Regions from separate parts of the Mus musculus genome. Here region 1 is linked to region 2. The links are chromatin loops, found by intact Hi-C in ENCODE. Cell type or tissue: gastrocnemius. All regions are shown on one strand. Links, peaks and the distances in the headings refer to the core of each region. The heading gives the core; the rest is flanking DNA.

Region 1 (9,158 bases), core at 585-8,584, 580 kb after region 2:
TGTCGGAATGGCTAAGATTTAGTAACACACATGACAGCTTATGCTGGTGAAGATGTGGAGGAAGAAGAACACTCCACCATTGCCAGTGGAAGTGCAAAATTGAATAGCCATTAAAAAATCAATATGGAGGTTCCTCAGAAAATTGGGAATTCTACCTCAAGACCCACCGAGAGAACTCTTGGGCATATACACAAAGGACACTCCATCCTTCTACAAGGGCACTTGCTCAACTATTATTGTGGTAGATTTATTCATAAGAGACAGAAACTGGAAACAACCTAGATGTCCCTAAACTAAAGAAAAGAATCATCCTGAAGTAACATAAAACGAGGAAGAGAAATATAGTGTGTATTCATTAGAAGTGGATACTAGCTGTTGAATAAGTGATAATCAAACTACAATCCACAGACCCAGACAGGTTAGAAAAATTCCAAGATCTCTGAAGAATTGTATTGGGGTTTTGGTGTGGATTTCATTGAATCTGTAGATAGCTTTCTGTAGGATGGTCACGTTTACTAAATTGATCCTACTAATCCATAAACATGAGGGATCTTTTCTTCTGATAGCTTCTTCAGTTTCTTCCTTTGATTTCTTAAAGTTTTTAATCAGACAAATCTTTTGCTTGCTTGACAAGCGTTACCCCCAAGGTATTTTATATTATTTGGGGACTATTGTGAAAGGTGTTGTTTTCCTGATTTTCTTTTCTTTGTCATTTGTATTTAAAAAGGCTACTGGGTTTTGTGAGTTAATTTTGTATTCAGCTACTTTTCTGAAAGTGTTTATCAGCTGTAGGTGTTTCTCAGTGGAATATTTAGAGTCACTTATCTATGCTATCACATCATCTACAAATAAAGATACGTTGACTTCTTTCTCTCTAATTTGTAGTTCCTTGATCTCCTTCAGTTGTCTTATTGCTCTAGCTAGAACCTCAAGTACTGTACTGAACAGGTCTGGAGCGAGTGGACTGCTTTGTCTTACCCTGATGTTAATGGAATTACTTTAGGTTTCTCTCTATTTTAGTTAATGTTGGCTATGGGCTTGCTGTAAGCTGCCTTTATGATGTTGAAATATACATACAGGATTTCCAGTTTATCACTTTTAAATACTTGATTAAATGTCATAATATATTTTGTATTTATTTGTCCCCCTTTGGACTATAAATGTGCCCTAGATACCTTAAAATAGAATTTTATGAATTTATCATTAATTTTGAATTCTTAGCAAAACTCATATATAGTGAGAGGACACTGGATTTATTTCTGAATATCTGCTGTTTTTCTCTTGTTTTCCAGGCCAAAATCTAAAAACAAGAAACAGAAAGAAAATATTCATGGAGAACAATGAATCTAATTAGTCATGTTGAATGTGAAACATATTAACTGAGTGAGAAACAATGATACACTAAGCTGAAACAAATGTTATTCGAGGAATCATCAAACTGCTGGGCTTAGAATGAATAATACATAGCCCCTCTGTAAAGCTCTGACTAATGACTCAACAATAGCACACCACTGGGACAAGAGTGGGGTTTAGAAAGTTAAATATTCTCAGTAAAATGAGAAGTCAATATACACTAGCAAAATCAATAAATCAAAACATAAGCTTACACAACTAGTATATAAAAACGTGAAGGCAAATTATCTGGAGAAAAGCTAGAGGACTTGGAATTGTCTTTGAAAACTCAGAGCCGGGCGAGGCAGGGAATGACCTGATGGGACAGTGTCTGTAATGTGCAAGGTAACTACAAACACTGTTTTGTCATGGGCAATGATTGCTCTGAGTGTGTGGTTCCCATACCAGATTATAAGTTCCTTTCTAAATGGAAACAAGTCTTTTTATGTTCATAGGCTCATCAATTAGCATAGATAATGAATACTCACTTAGCATAGATTAGTCTTTTTCTTTTTAGAGCCTGTTCTTGGACTACCATGGGAATTGCTTCCAATTATGGTATTACTGGCCTTTAAAGTAAAGGTGGCCATTAAGGTAAAGTCCAAGGACATTGTGTGTTTGAAAAGGTCACCTTTATATTTAGCACAGGAAGATCACTGTGTTTTTGTACTCTATTGTTTGGTTTCGTTTGGTAGGAATTTCAGATCCTAGATCAAGCAACCCTTTCCACACTATACTTGATGTTGTGGTTTGAATGGGAATGTCCTTCATTTGAAATGCTTAGTCCCCAGTTAGTGGAACTGTTTGGGAAGGATTAGGGGGTATGGTCTTGTTGGAGAAGGTGTATCATGGGCTTTGAGGTTTTGGAAGGACTATAACAGACACTGTCTGTCTCTGTCTCTGTCCCTCTCTCCCTTCCTCCCTCCCCACACCCCACCTCCACCTCTCTCTCTGCTCCTGTACCATGCCTGCCTGCCTCCATGATCCTTTCCACAATGATCATGGACTCCCCTAAAGCTGTAATCAAGCCCCCCCCCAATTAAATGATTTCTTCTCAGAATTGTTTTCGTTCATGGTGTCTCTTCATAGGCAATCAGACTAGGCTAATCCATCACACATGGTTGGAATACTGAACACATCATGAACACTAAAAGTGTACATCTGTGTTTAGGTTATACGAATATACCGCCTACAAAGCCTAACTCTGGACATATTTGTTGGTGGTGCTGCAGTGGAAACATTTCCATACCTAGGTTTTATTTGAGCTAATATAAAAACTAGTTTGTACTCATGATACCCAGAACTATGCATATTCTATGTAATAACAGGAAGCTATCATCTAAATAAATTCTTTTCTGTCCTGGTGATAATCCTTAGAACATCTCTCAGAACAGTGCTAAGGAACAAGAGGAAGTGATAACAGGAATGGGAACCATCCACTTTCAGGTTGTGTTTTTAAGCAAATGCTCAAAACCATGCTAATCATGATGACAGAGGGAGGCAGTAATAACAGAAGGACCAGAAATGTCCCAGAATCCTAAGGAAGAGAGAACGGAAAAACAAGCCATATGAACTTTGAGGTTACAGAGCTTCAGGCAAACCTGTGGATCAGGTAAGAAAATCAAGACCTGGCAGACTGTGGAGCTCTCAGGGTTTCTCAGGTAAACAGAGGGAGAGTCGAGAAGACAACTGAGATTTGCTTTCTCCATATGCCTGGAATGACTCAGAGAACACACCACCCAACATCACCACCATCGAACAGCATACGTCCATTTGTGGCTGGTGCTCTACTCTCCTGCCAAGCCTGCAGACAAGCCTGCACGCTTAAACCAGATGCTTTCCTTTCTTGTAGGAGTCTGAAAGGGTTCCATGTTTTTCTTGAGTTTTGAGTCTATGAATTTTAACTTTCCAAATTGCATTTCTCCGGCTAAAGGGGGTTGTGTCTGTATCATAGCAGGACCAAGGACATGGCTCCCCTCTAGAGGAATCTTTCATGTACATATGGAAAGTGACTTACAAAATGTTTCTAGATATTCTGAAGCACACAAGTGTCATTTTTTCAACATGGGAAGGAGCTACAAGACAAGTCTGCATTTTGGTGTGGAGTGAAAAGACAAACGTTAAATCGTATGGCTTCTGACTTCTCTCCTAATAGCAAGAAAGCTTTTTGGCAATATAATTGTGGATCATTCTGCCTTACCCAACCCTCGCTTTCTCTTTTTCCCTTTTCTGTCAATCTATTCATCTACCCTCTTCTCTTGAGCTTTCTCTTAAGCACTGACTTGCTTAAAAAACAAACAAACAAACAAACAAACAAACAAATAACCCGGGCTTTTAAAAGCAGCCAAAACATTTCCAGAAGACATTTCTATTTTTTTTTTTTCAAAAAAACAACCACATCAACAACAATAAAAACCCTTTCCATATAGTAAGTGCTCCTGAACCACCATGCACAGAATGACAAAGCCAGGCCCTGCTGTCCTCAGTCACATCTTTATAAACTGTGCTTCCATCTGTGGGGCAATGTGCTATGCACAGACAGTCTGGTCTCCAGTCCAGCTGAGGTCTGAACCTCGGTGGTGATAATTCCCACCTACATGGGCCAGAAGGTGTTCCCTCATGTCTCCTGGACCCCTGGCTCCTGTTGAAGTTACTGCTCCCACAGCCCCCAATAGAGAAGCATGTGGCTAGTAGTCACATACACAATGTCCCAAACTTCTGACCTTCAGGCTAGACTCCTCCCAGTTACCTAGCAACAGCAAGATAACACAACCCACTATAAGAGGGGCTGCTTGGCCCCTCCTCGATCTCTTAAGCTGTTACTTTCCTTACTCTCTCTCTCTAAGCTTTTACCTCTCTCTCTCTTTCTCTAAGCCTTCACCTTTCTTACTCTCTTTCTTTCTTCCCCTTCCCCCTTCTCTCCTCTTGGCCATGGCCAGTCTCTCTTTATCTTTTCTCTTCCCCCCTGCCTTTCTACAATAAAGCTCTAAAACCATAGACTGTCTCTGCTCATCAAGGCCCCCTATGCTTGGACGATGGGATAGGCTTTCTCCTAATGAGCCATGCCTAATCTCCCTAATCTCCCGTCAGAAGGCATTCCTACACTCCAGCCACGGACCAGACAAAGGACTCTCACCTGTGTGGGAACCTCTCTCCCTCTGCCCTCTTCTTGTATCTCTGGGGCTGAGTATCATCCCAGAGCCCCTGGTAACGGGGGCTGCCCCTTGTCCACCCCCCTGCCGTGTGGGTTCAGTGGCTTCACTCAGCCAGATGCCCACCTGGGGCCGTGTGGAAAGCGTCTGGCAGTCCTCCCGGGTCTGTCTGCCCAGAGCACAGGAACTCTAGCCAGACCCGGGCTCTCTCCCTCCCTCCTCTTCCCCTACACCTGACAGCCCCACATCCATCAACACCTCCACTCAGGATAACACACTGGGTACAGTACGAAGTTCATGCATGGTGGCCTCACTTTGTTAAACAGTAAACATGGAGATTTGTGAGGATTGTTCTTCTTTCCTTCAATACCGCTCTGAGATGCTCTGTTTCATTTTAAAGATTTTTTTAAAAATAACCTTGATCTTTTTTGGGGGGTAGGGTATCTATTAGATTGTTACTACACAGGCTGTTCCCTTGGCAACACATACATTCCTAATAAGAGTTTCAGAAGTGAGCAGAGCATCCTTGGCTCTAAGAAATGTTGAAATGCAATCAAAACCAGAGGCCTGGCTGACATTTGTACAAGATATAAAACCCCAATAGAGCAGAAGACTCAGTGTCTCAGATCTTCTAGTGTACTAAAGGCCATTTTGTTTGATTCTGCCAGTAGACTACTCTAGGTGGGACGCTATCATTCATCAAAATTTGTTATGGGGGAGGGGGGGGAAAGGATGCCTAGTTGAAAAATGGACAAAAAAAAATCAGCTTTCAACAATAAACAAACATCAGATACAAAAACAGAAACAAAAACTATCCTCAAAAACAATTAAAAGGAGTTTTAGCCTCAGTCCTGAGGAGCCGGGGTTGCTAAGTGAAGTTCAAATAGGAAGGTGCATGGAAATGATGCTGAGCCCTTGATCCAGCAAGGGATAAGTTTCCAATGCTGATGGCTAACATGAGGGGGGAAGACCAGCTCCTTGTCTAAATAACATAGGCGGGATAAGTGTGTGCACAGAGCATTTCCATTCACCATGCGGTACCAGAAGCAAGCCTGCGGAGGAAACACCAGGAGCCACTCAAACGCAGGGACACAACTGAGAAACACATCCTTGGGAAGACTTATCACTGTGTGGATATTATAGAAGAGACTTCCATTAATCCGAATGTGGAGACTGTTAGAAGAATGTGCAAAATACCATAGTTTTGAAAACTCACAGAATAACTGGGCATGATGAATTTCAGAGAGTAACCTTCCAGGAATTTGAAGACACCGAGAAATTTTGTATAAGTTTGTTTTTGTTTTCTTCCTTGCTGTATATTGTAATTCTAAAAATTACAGGAACATATTTTTATTTATTTATTTATTTGTTTGTTTGTTTGTTTATTTATTTATTGGTTTTTTGGTGCAGTGATGCACCCCTTTAGCCCTGGCATTCAGAGGTTGAAATGGGAGGGTCATGAGTTCCAACGCCACACTGGTCTACACAGCGACACCCTGTGTATAAAGAAATGAACAACAAACATCTCGAGAAGAAATAAATCTGAGAAACATGGGATCGCCACCTGAGTAACACAGCCTGTTTAGTGTTAAGGACTGATAATAAGTAGCTCTTCTGTAAAATAGCAAAAACATACATTAATAAGAGCTGTATCACTATTATCATGTATTATCTCTATTAAGTCATATGTGCTATTTACAGTTGTGTGTGCAGTGTTTTTATACAACTGGCACCTCAGTAGGTTTGTTTACATCAGCATCACAAAAAAAAAAATGTGTGTACTGGATCACAAAGTGTACGGATGTTTCAGGTCCTTTACAGTTTTATGGCTCTACCATCATACATGTGTCAGGTTGCAGAGCAAAACACTATTATGTGGTAGATGCCTTACAGCCATGCCAAATAGGAGGCAGCGGCCTGCATGTAGCTGAGGGAGAGAGGAGGGAAGGGGCTCTAAAGCTGAATATTCCTGCAGCTCTGATTCCTTGCTGCCTGAAAGAAAATAAAAGCTGTCAGATCCTTCAGGCTCACAATCCTTTTGTAAGGAGAGGATTGTGTTAGCTCCAAGTGGTACCCCACAAACTGTACAGAATAGATGAAAACACACTTACTACCTAAGGATAAGTAGTAATTAAGAATGAAGATGCAGTACTTATGCAAAATCATCCAAGAAAAGGGGGAGACAAACAGAAGAAACGGTAGCATTTATTCTGTAGGGGAAAGCCAACTCGGCAGAGAAAACTGATCCACTGAAGGCATGGAAACTGTGACCACATATGCAATCATCCGCCACAGTATGTATGAAAATGAAGGGCACACGCAGGCCGAGGTAAGCAGGAACACCGTGGCGAAGCCACAAAAAGAACTGCAGCATCAGCCGAGTTCCTAAAAGAAATGGAGAGAAGAAAATAAAGCCAGGCTGACTACCCGTCTGGGAAAGAAACAGAGTGGGTGAAGGAAAGGGGCGCAGGGCGCCCAGGTAGAATCATTTCATCAGTTTGTTTATCCAGGAGCTCTGGTGTAACACGTCAAATGATAAACTTATGTGTGGGCACAGAGGTCAGTAACGGAAGCTGCGAGTGAAGAAGACAACATAACTAACACAGCGGTTGAATAGAAGCGCAGGCATTCCAGTTGGATGCCAGTTACAGCAGTGAGCCCACAGACAGTGCACGGATGAAATGTGTAGCTTTGTTTGTAGTTAAGGTGACAGCCATCACTGGGATAAGCCAACAGCAGCAAACACAGTGCATACAGACATGGCTGGCATTCACCCATTACCTGTCCCCTTCCCATTTCTATCAGAATAGTATTCGGGTTATGTTCTTCTCTCTCCCAAGTAGGGTTGTATGGATAACAGCAGTTGTTTCTAACTAGGGTGTATTTGATAACATGGATAGGCTTTTGACTGACATTCTTGGTGGGTGGGAGGGGTTACTGGCATGTAGGGTACAGAGCAGGGCGAGTCAGCTCCAGCTCCAAGTCCTATGTGATCTTACAGGCTTACTCGCTGGAAATTAGTCCTGGTATAGTACACTTCAAGAGGGAACACTTAAGATCAGAGCACAAATCTCTGCAGAGAACTATAGTCGGCCGGGACCCTCTGAGATGGGCCCACACCCAGCTTTATCCCAGGCAGGCACTCATTTATTTCAAGGCCTTGACTGGGGTTTTCTCCACACAAGTTGTTTTCTCCTACTTCAGGGCACAACGTGGTAAGGCATTGTTCATTGCACGTCAGTGAATTTCTCCTGCCTGGATAGCAACAGATCACCACCCCTCATCCCTGTCCACTGGAGGGAGATGGGACAGGAGCCTAGGGTACTCTGTTTTGTAACCCCATCTTGGGTCCTTATCTTAAATGACTACTGTGGCACCTCAGTTTCTCACAGACGTTGCTCAGTATCTTTAAACACAGATCAATTATCTGGTTCAAAGTGTCAACGCTGAGTGGTCATCAGCTCCAGTTCATGGAATTTTCCATGAATGCTATTAACATGGGAGTGGACAGAGAGGTGGTCAACCAAGTTGTTCTGACTATACTAAATGAACAGCTATTTCATCACTGTGGTAGAATTGCCATGAATTTTTGCTAGGCTAGCTATGAATAAGGAAGGATGTAGCCCTAATTGCCATTGAAAGCCATCTGATGAGCATGAGGTGAAACACTGTTGAGATAAAGTTTGCGTTATGTCAATGGAGAGAGCAAGACAAATGAGGTCACTGATGACATAATTGCAGATAGCAAGATGGCTGGGGCCAACTCTGCTTTTAGACCTTAAGAAATATATAATGACTGTCATAGCAGTTTAAGCCAGTTTTAATTGGTATTTTCTTCTCCACAATGAAAAGTATGGTTACAGAAAGATGAAAAGTGTAAAGACAACAGTAGCAGAAAGTATTGCCTCCAAAGGTACATTACAGATCAATGAACTATACAAACCTTTTGCAAGAGATCTTGATATTAGTTTTAAAGCAAAGCCCATTGTAAATAATATGCCAACTCCTACAAAAGATTCCAACTAATAGAACATATGAATACAAAGTAATAGGCCATAAACTCAACTACATAACTACTTAGTGTCCAAAACATGCAATAGGGTAAAGTGATATTTTAGGATAAAAGTCAAATGTAAAGTGGCCATAAATAATTTATATGTGCTAGGAAACAGCCACAAAGAAAGAGTAAGGAAAAACCAGAGATTAAAACGATGGAGAGAAATTCCTAAGTGGAGATTTTAATTTTGCTATTTCTATCTGTAACATAGTGCAAAGGTCAAAGGGGAAGTAACTAGTGCATCTCACTGATATATATACGAACAGTGATTCATTAAAAATATATAGCATACATTAAGGAATGTATTTTATAATCTTATATTCTAAAGAGAGAAATTGGATCTTCCATAAACATGAATAGAAATATGATGGAGCTTTGAGTGATAACATTTTGGTACCCAGCTTTCTAGAAAAAGGGAAACCAGAGGCATACATTTCAGTAGGTATGGCAGCATGAGAGAGGGGCTAGAGCTGGGGCTACTGCAGTGGGGGTCCCACCACCCGTACAATAACAGGGTACTCCATGCTGTTCAAACAATGAAAGGAGAATGGTGTTAA
Region 2 (9,158 bases), core at 641-8,640:
GCAAGATTCAGATTTAAAATCATATCTCATGATGCTGGTAGAGGATTTTCAGAAAGGCATTAATAACTCAAAGAAATACAGGAGGACACTGTTAAACAGGTAGAAGGCCTTTAAAAGGAAGCACAAAAATCCCTTAGAGAATTACAGGAAAACACAAACAAACAGGTGATAGAATTGAACAAAACCATCCAAGATCTAAAAATGGAAGTGGAAACAATAAAGAAAACACAAAGGGTGTTTGTGTTTTGGACATAGCAACCCTAGGAAGGAAATCAGGAACCATAGATGTGAGCATCAGCAACAGAATACAAGAGTTGAAAGAGAGAATCACAGGTACAGAAGATTCCATAGAGAACATGAGCACAACAATCAAAGAAAATGCAAAATGTAAAAAGATACAAACTCAAAACATCCAGGAAATCCAGGACACAATGAGAAGACCAAACCTACAGATAATAGTAGATGAAAATGAAGACTTTCAACTTAAAGGGCTAGTAAATATCCTCAACAAAATTATAGAAGAAAACTTCCCTAACCTAAAGAGAGAGATGCCCATGAACATAGAAGAAGCCTACAGAACTCCAAATAGGGACCAGAAAAGAAATTCCTCTCCACACATAGTAATCAGAACAAAAAATGCAGTAAACAAAGATAGAATATTAAAAACAGTAAGGGGAAAAGGTCAAATAACATATGTGGGAAGCCACATGTGCCGTTGCAGAGTGGCGCTGGCTACTACTGGCCACTGCCCATGATTATGGGTAAACAACCAATGTGCGCATGTGCATAAGAGGTTTTTGCCTAGTCACTGCCTGGCCCGACGCATATTAATGAGGTACTGGTAGCATAACCAATCAGGTCTGGACACGTCACTCCTAGGCCTGTATAAGCAGCACCATTTCTGGGCTCAGGGTCTTTCGCTTATGCAATCAATGCTCTTCCAATAAACGTGTGCAGAAGGATCCTATTGTGGCGTCATTCTTGCTGGCGAGACGGGCGCTCACAAACATATAAGGGCAGACCTATGAAAATTACACCAGATTTCTCACCAGAGACTATGAAAGTCAGAAGAACCTGGACAGATGTTATACAGACCCTAAGAGAACACAGATGCCAGCCAAGGCTACTATACCCAGCAAAACTCTCAATTACCATAGATGGAGAAACCAAAGTATTCTCTGACAAAACCAAATTCACACAATATCTTTCCACGAATCCAGCCCTTGAAAGGATAATAAAGGGAAAACACCAACACAAGGACAGAAATTATGCCCTAGAAAAAGCAAGAAAGTAATCCAACAAACCTAATAGAAGAGAGCCACAAGAACAGAATCCCAACTCTAACAACAAAAATAACAGGAAGCAACAATTACTTTTGCTTGATATCTCTTAATATTAATGGACTCAAATCCCCAATAAAAAGACATAGACTAACGGACTGGCTACACAAACAGGACCCAACATTTTGCTGCTTACAGGAAACTGCCCTCAGGGGAAAAGACAGATACTACCTCAGAATGTAAGGCTGGGAAACTATTTTCCAAGCAAGTGATCTGAAGATACAAGTTGGAGCAACCATTCTAATATCAAATAAAATCGATATCCAACCCAAAGTTATTAAATAAAGACAAGGAGGGGCACTTCATTCTCATCAAAGGTAAAAATCTGCCAAGATGAACTTAAATTCTGAATATCTATGCTTCAAGTGCAAGGACAGCCACGTTCATTAAAGAAACTTTAGTAAAGCTCAAAGCACACATTGCAGCTCACACAATAATAGTGGGAGACTTCAACACACCAGTCTCATTAATGGACAGATCCTGGAAATAGACACTAAACAGAGACACATTGAACCTAACAGAAGTTATGAAACAAATTGGTTTAACAAATATCTATAGAACATTTTACACTAAAACAAAAGGATATACCCTTTTCTCAGCACCTCATGGTACCTTCTCCAAAACTGACCATATAATTGGTCACAAAACAGGCCTCAACAGATACAAAAATATTGAAATTATCCCATGCATCCTATCAGGCCACCATGGACTAAGGCTGATCTTCAATATCAAAACATTTAATAGAAAGCCAACATTCATGTGGAAGCTGAACAACAATAACTCAATGATACCTTGGTCAAGGAAGAAAGAAAGAAGGAAATGAAAGACTCTTTAGAGTTTAATGAAAATGAAGCCACAACATACTCAAACTTATGGGACACAATGAAAACAGTCCTAAGAGGAAAACTCATAGTTCTCAGTGCATCCAAAAAGAAACTAGAGAGAGAGAATAAACTAGCAGTGTGACAGTAAATCTAAAAGGTCTAGAACAAAAGGAAGCAAATACACCCAAGAGGAGAAGACTGAACTAAATAAACAAACTCAAGATGAAATCAAGGTAGTGGAAACAGAAAGAACTATTCAAAGAATCAAACAAACCAGGAGCTGGTTCTTTAAGGAAATCAACAAGATAGATAAACCCATAGCCAGACCAACTAGAGGGCACAGGAACAGCATCCTAATTTACAAAATGAGATATGAACGGGGAGATATAACAACAGAACCTGAGGAAATCCAAAGCATCAAAAGATCCTACTACAAATGGCTATAACTCAACAAAACTGGAAAACCTGGACCAAATGGACAAATTTCTTGACAGATACCAGGTACCAAAATTAAATCAGGATCAGATTAATGACCTAAACAGTCCCATAAGCCCCTAAAGAAATAGAAGTAGTCACTAATAGTCTCCCAGCAAAAAAAAAAAAAAAAAAAAAAAAAAAAAAAGCCCAGGACCAGACAGGTTTAGTGCAAGTGCAGAGATCTATCACACCTTCAAAGAAAACCTAATTCCAATTCTCCTCAAAGTATTCCACAAAATAGAAACAGAATGCACTCTCCCCAATTAATTTCATGAAGCCACAATTACTCTGATACCTAAACCACATATAGACCCAACAAAGAAAGAGCACTTCAGACCAATTTCACTTATGAATATTAATTCAAAAATATTCATTAAAATTCTCACTAACTGAATCCAAGAAGACATCAAAATGATCATCCATCATGATCAAATAGGCTTTTTTCCTGGGGTGTACGGATGGTTTACATATGGAAATCCATCAATGTACTCCACTTTATAAACAAATTCAAATACAAAAACCACATGATCATCTCATTAGATGCTGAGAAAGCATTTGACAAAATCCAATACCCATTCATGATAAAGTCTTGGAAAGATCAGAAATTCAAGGCCCATAGCTAAACATAATAAAAGCAATATACAGCAAACCAGTAGCCAACATCAGAATAATAGAGAGAAACTTGAAACAATCCCACTAAAATCAGGGACTATAAAAAGCTCCCCACTTTTTTCCTACCTATTTAATATAGTACTCAAAGTCCTAGCCAGAGCAATTAGAGAGCAAAAGAAAATCAAGGGGATAAAATTTGGAAAAGAAGAAGTCAAAACATCACTATTTGCAGATGATATGATAGTATATATAAGAGACCCTAAAAATTCCACAGAGAACTTCTAAACCTGATAACCAGCTTCAATGAAGTAGCTGGATATAAAATTATCTCATAAAAAAATCAGTGACCTTTCTCTACACAAAGGATAAACAGGCTGAGAAAGAAATTAGGGAAACAACCGATTCACAATAGTCTCAAATAATATAAAATACCTTAGTGTGTCTGTAACTAAGGAAGTAAAAGATCTATATGAAAAGAACTTCAAGTCTCTGAAGAAAGAAATCAAAGAAGATCTCAGAAGATGGAAAGATCTCCCATGCTCATGGATTGGCAGGATCAATATAGTAAAAATGGCTATCTTGCCAAAAGCAATCTACAGATTCAATGTATTAATAATTCCATCATAATTCCAACTCAGTTCTTCAGAGAATTAGAAAGGGCAATTTGCAAATTCATCTGGAATAACAAAAAACCTAGGATAGCAAAAACTCTTTTCAATAATAAAAGAACCTCTGTTGGAATCACTATGCCTGACCTCAAACTCTACTACAGAGCAATTGTGATAAAATCTGTGTGGTACTGGTACAGTGACAGACAGGTAGATCAATAGAATAGAACTGAAGACCCAGAAATGAACCCAAACAACTATGGTCACTGTATCTTTGACAAGGGAGCTAAAACCATCCAGTGGAAAAGAGCATTTTCAACAAATGGTGCTGGCACAACTGGCAGTTACCGTGTAGAAGAATGCTAATTGATCTATTCTTATCTCTGTGTACAAAACTCAAGTCTAAGTGGATCAAGGCACTCCACATAAAATTAGGAAAACTGAAACTTATAGAGGAAAAAGTTGGGATGAGCCTTGAAGATGTGGGCCAAGGGGAAAAATTCTTGAACAGAAAAGCAATGGCTTGTGCTATAAGATTGATAATTGACAAATGGGACCTCATAAAATTGCAAAGCTTCTGTAAGGCAAAAGACACTGTCAATAAGACAAAAAGGCCACCAACAGATTGGAAAAGGATTTTTACCAATCCTAAATCAGAGAGGGGACTAATATCCAAAATCTATAAAAAACTCAAGAAGATGAACTCCAGAAAATCAAATAACCGCATTAAAACATGGGGTACAGAGCTAAACAAAGAATTCTCAACTGAGGGATACAAAGTGGCTGAGAAGCACCTGAAAAAATGTTCAACATCCTTAATCATCAGGGAAATGCGAATCAAAACAACCCTGAGATTCCACTTCATACCAATCAGAATTGCTAAGATCTAAAATTCAGGTGACAGAAGATGCTGGCAAGGGAGTAGAGAAAGAGGAACACTCCTCGGTTGGTGGTTGGATTGCAAGCTGATACAACCTTTCTGGAAATCAGTCTGGTGGTTCCTCAGAAAATTGGATATAGTACTACCAGAAGATCCAGTACTGCCTCTCCTAGGCATATACCCAGAAGATGTTCCAACCTGTAGTAAGAGCACATGTTCCAATATTTTCATAGCAGCCTTATTTTTAATAGACAGAGGCTGGAAAGAACCCAGAGGACCCTCAACAGAAGAATGGATACAGAAAATGTGGTACATTTAAACAATGGAGTACTATGCAACTATCAAGAACAATGAATTTGTGAAATTCTTAGACAAATATGTGGATCTGGAGGTTATCATCCTGAGTGAGGTAACCAAGTCACAAAAGAACACACGTGATATGCACTCACTGATAAGCAGATATTAACCTAGAAACTTACAATATCCAAGATACAATTTACAAAACACATGAAACTCAAAAACAAGGAAGACCAAAGTGTGGATACTTTGTTCCTTCTTAGAATGGGGAACAAAAGACCCATGGAAGGAGTTACAGAGACAAAGTTCAGAGTTGAGAAGGAAGAAAGGACCAGCCAGAAAATGCCCTACAGGGGAATCCATCCTGTATACAACCACCAGACCCAGACACTATTGCATATGCCGTCAACATTTTGCTGACAGGACCCTGATATAGCTATCTCTTGTGAGGCTATGTTAGTGCCTGGAAAATACAGAAGTGAATGGTCACAGTCATCTATTGCATGGAAAACAGGGCCCCTAATGAAGGAACTAGAGAAAGTACCCAAGGAGCTAAAGAGGTCTGCAACCCTATAGGAAGATCAACAATATGAACTAACCAGTATCCCCCAGAAATGTGTTTCTAGTTGCATATGTAGCAGAGGATGGCCTAGTAGGCCATCAAGGGGATGGGAAGCCCTTGGTCTTGCAAAGATTATATGCTCCAGTACAAGGGAATGCCCAGGCCAGGAACCAGGAGTGGGTGGGTCTGGGAGCAAGGCGTGGGGAGGTTATAGGTGACTTTCTGGATAGCATTTGAAATGTAAATGAAATAAATATCTAATAAAAAATAAAACATCTTGCACACACATTAAGTTAAAACAAAAATGAAATAAAACACACAACCAAATTAAAAAAAAAAAGAAATATCTTCAGTGTTGGTGTCTAGTACTGCTATACAATAAAACATCTTTCTGGCCCTGTTCTATTCCTTTGAACATCATTATATTTGTCATTTGCTTTTCAGAAATTCTAGTCAAGATGTTTACTTCTTTGAGTTTGTAGCCACTTTTACTATTTAAAAGCTAGACATTATCCTAGATTCAGCTTTGCCAAGATTCTACTTTTAATGTAATGTAGGTTTTTCAGCAATACAATAGATATACAGATGCAAACATCCTCAAAAAACTGCTTGCATACTGAGTACAAGAGCATACCCAGAAGTTCATCCTCCATGATAAAGTAGGCTTAATCCCAGTGGTGCAGATATCATTCTATATATTTAATTCAATTACAACAATCTGAATGACGAAAAGACATGACCATTACATTAGATACAAAAGTGGACGTTGACAAATGCAACATCACTTTATGATCAAAGCCCTGGATATTCTAATGATATAAGTGACCCACCTCAACACAACAGTGGTGATTTACATCAAGCTCACATCTAACATCAACCTAAATAGAAAGAAAGTCAAAGCATTTCTACTAAAATTAGAACCAGGTACAAAGGACTCTTTCCACACTTACTCATTTTAGTACTTAAAATCTAACCTAGAACAGTAAGACAACTGAAGGAGATCAAGGTGATAGAAATATAAAAGGAAGACTTCAAACTGTCTTTATTTGCAGATTATATGCTTTATGAATAAAAGAGCCTAAAGACACCATGAAGAAACTTCTGCTAATAAACACTTTTAGCAGACTAGCAGAAGCCAAAATCATCATCAAAAATTCAGCAGCCTTCCAATATACAAATAACAAACTGGCTAAGAGAGAAATCAGTGAATCAAGACATTTCACAATAGCCTCAGAAAATCTCTTGAGTGAGAATCTTGTGTAATAAAAACTTAGTCCATTAAGAAGAACATTAAGATGAGATCCCACCCCCTTATGGATAACAAAGATTAATAGAGTGAAAATTCCCATTCTAACAAAAGCAAACATCTGATTCAACAACAAAAACCATCAAAATTGCAACACCATTCTTTGCAAATAAAAATTCATTTTCATATGAAGACACATGCAAGCACACACACACAGACACACACACATGCAAGTGCACACATGCATGTGTACACACACACACACACACACACACACACACACACATACACACATAAATAAAACAGAAAAACAGCCCTAAAAAGAGAAAGAAGTGCTTAAGATATCACCATTTTTGATTTCTAATTTTACTAGAATCTATCATAATGAAAACAGCATGTTATTGGCTTAAAAACAGACATATTGATCAATGGATTTAAATTGAAGTCCCAGACTTATTTCCACAGGTATGGACATCCGATTTGCTGTTAAGAAGCCAAAACCATGCACTGGAGAAAAATAGTATCTTTTTAAAAATGGTGGTGGTAAAACTCGATAGCTACATGCACAAGAATGCAAATGGATCCATATCTGTCTCTTTGCAAGTGAAGCACTGATATCTAGTTGGTTTATTGTCTCCCAAAATATTTGATGACTTCATTTGAATTCATTTTATTTATGTGCTTATTTTACAAAGCTTCTACTGTAGTGTGTTTCCATATAGGACATGATATTAAGTCTTTTCTTTCTCATTCATTCATAAAACAAAAAAAAAATGAAACAACCACATAAAAGTAAAAATATAAACAAACAAGCAAAGGATCAATGATACAAAGAAATAAATTATAAAACATAACAAAATAAAAAAATACCTATTAAAAATATGGAGTATTCTGCTAGCAGCCTTCAGATGAAGATGTAGAACTCCCAGATCCTCCTGCGCCATGCCTGCCTAGAAGTTGCCCTGCTCCCACCTTGACGCTGATGGACTGAATCTCTGAACCTGTAAGCCAACTGGTCCCAATAAAATGTTGTTCTTATAAGAAAAATATAAATTGAGTTTATTTTTCTTTGGGCAACAACTGGCCATGGGACCTACTATGAAGTGTTGTTATTACATGTAGTGACATTCTGCTGTAGAAAACATATTGTCCCTAGGTATACAACATCATGTGAGTAGGAAGGTAGCTTGGAGGAGTTTGGTAGAAGGGAAGAATATGAACAGAATATATTCTACGAAAAAATCTTTTAATTAAATAATAACCAAGATAAAACCTTCTATATATCATACACATTACTGTTATTGTAGTGTTTTGAATGAGCATTTTGTATTTTTAACAACAAAATATAAAGTTAACACTTTTAATTAATAATATTGATTGTACTTCAAACAGTAAAAATTCAAATTCACAGTATAAATGTACCTATGTTTTCATATATGTATATATCAGCTACATTTGCCCTATTTTCTGTGTATTATTTATGCACCACTGTAACTATTTAACAAGTATTTTATACAATGTGAATTAAATACAAAAGCAAATAGTATGACTTACATTTCGACTGTTTTTTCTTTGGGTGGAGGCTGAAAATTCTGCAGTCCTCCTACCATACCCAGAAGGTATCCTATCAGATATGCAGAATGTCCAATAGCTTGAAAATGAACAGAGCACCAAAGAAATTCAAAATCAGATTTGATAATATAAAATACAAGTGATATCTGAAAGTTTTTCATGCTGTTCTATAGTACTTGACAGAGGAAAGATGGATAGGAAAAGAAAGGAACAAGAGTCAGTGTAAAAAAGTAGAAGAGAGGTAATTGTAAATACTTCCAGAATTTAGTCTAACAAATTTCAAATACATAAGACAGGAAGCTGGTGAGGAGTTCATATGGGAATTAATGATAGTCTTAGTGTTGAAGCTAGACATGAGCCACAATTGCTGCTGGGTTGGGAACAGTCAGTCTGCCTTGTTAGGACTCTACATTGCTTGAGCTGAGGCCTGTTTTTATCTCAAAAGTTAACAGCTTTACTCAGTGTCTAATGATTGTGAATGTTAATCATACCTAAGACGACAGAGATCCATCTAGAATACTGTCTAACAGTACAACTGGGTGGCATATCTTCTTATCTAATGAAGTATTGGATATTCATATAATTTAATTAAAATTACGAACATAATTATATCTAATTTAATTTATTAATTTAATGTATCATAAATATATTTATTCAAAATGAGCATGAATAAATATATTACTTTAGTATGTCATTATAGACATTTTCAGAGTAAGTATAAAATAAGTTTATATTTTTAA

What was found. A loop is a pair of places that touch in the nucleus more often than their neighbours do. Peaks named below come from ENCODE experiments on the same cell type or tissue, not always from the same donor. Only the 100,000 strongest peaks of a DNase experiment are listed, where the experiment ranks them.
Region 1: it touches region 2 in a loop (4-fold over the local background); 2 of 42 quality-filtered maps call a loop at or near these places.

What each region holds. Positions count from the first base shown.
Region 1 is chr1:97,694,645-97,703,802 of GRCm38, forward strand. No RefSeq gene overlaps it. Among named protein-coding and RNA genes, the nearest start is that of Macir, 37 kb to the left of the region's middle. In gastrocnemius, for the core only: no CTCF peak of the experiment used is centred there; a DNase peak (open chromatin) is centred at 4,662.
Region 2 is chr1:97,110,139-97,119,296 of GRCm38, forward strand. It overlaps Slco6c1 (solute carrier organic anion transporter family, member 6c1), which reads right to left. Exons shown (of 14, transcript NM_028942.4): 4 at 8,401-8,497. Among named protein-coding and RNA genes, the nearest start is that of Slco6c1, 14 kb to the right of the region's middle. In gastrocnemius, for the core only: no CTCF peak of the experiment used is centred there; no DNase peak of the experiment used is centred there.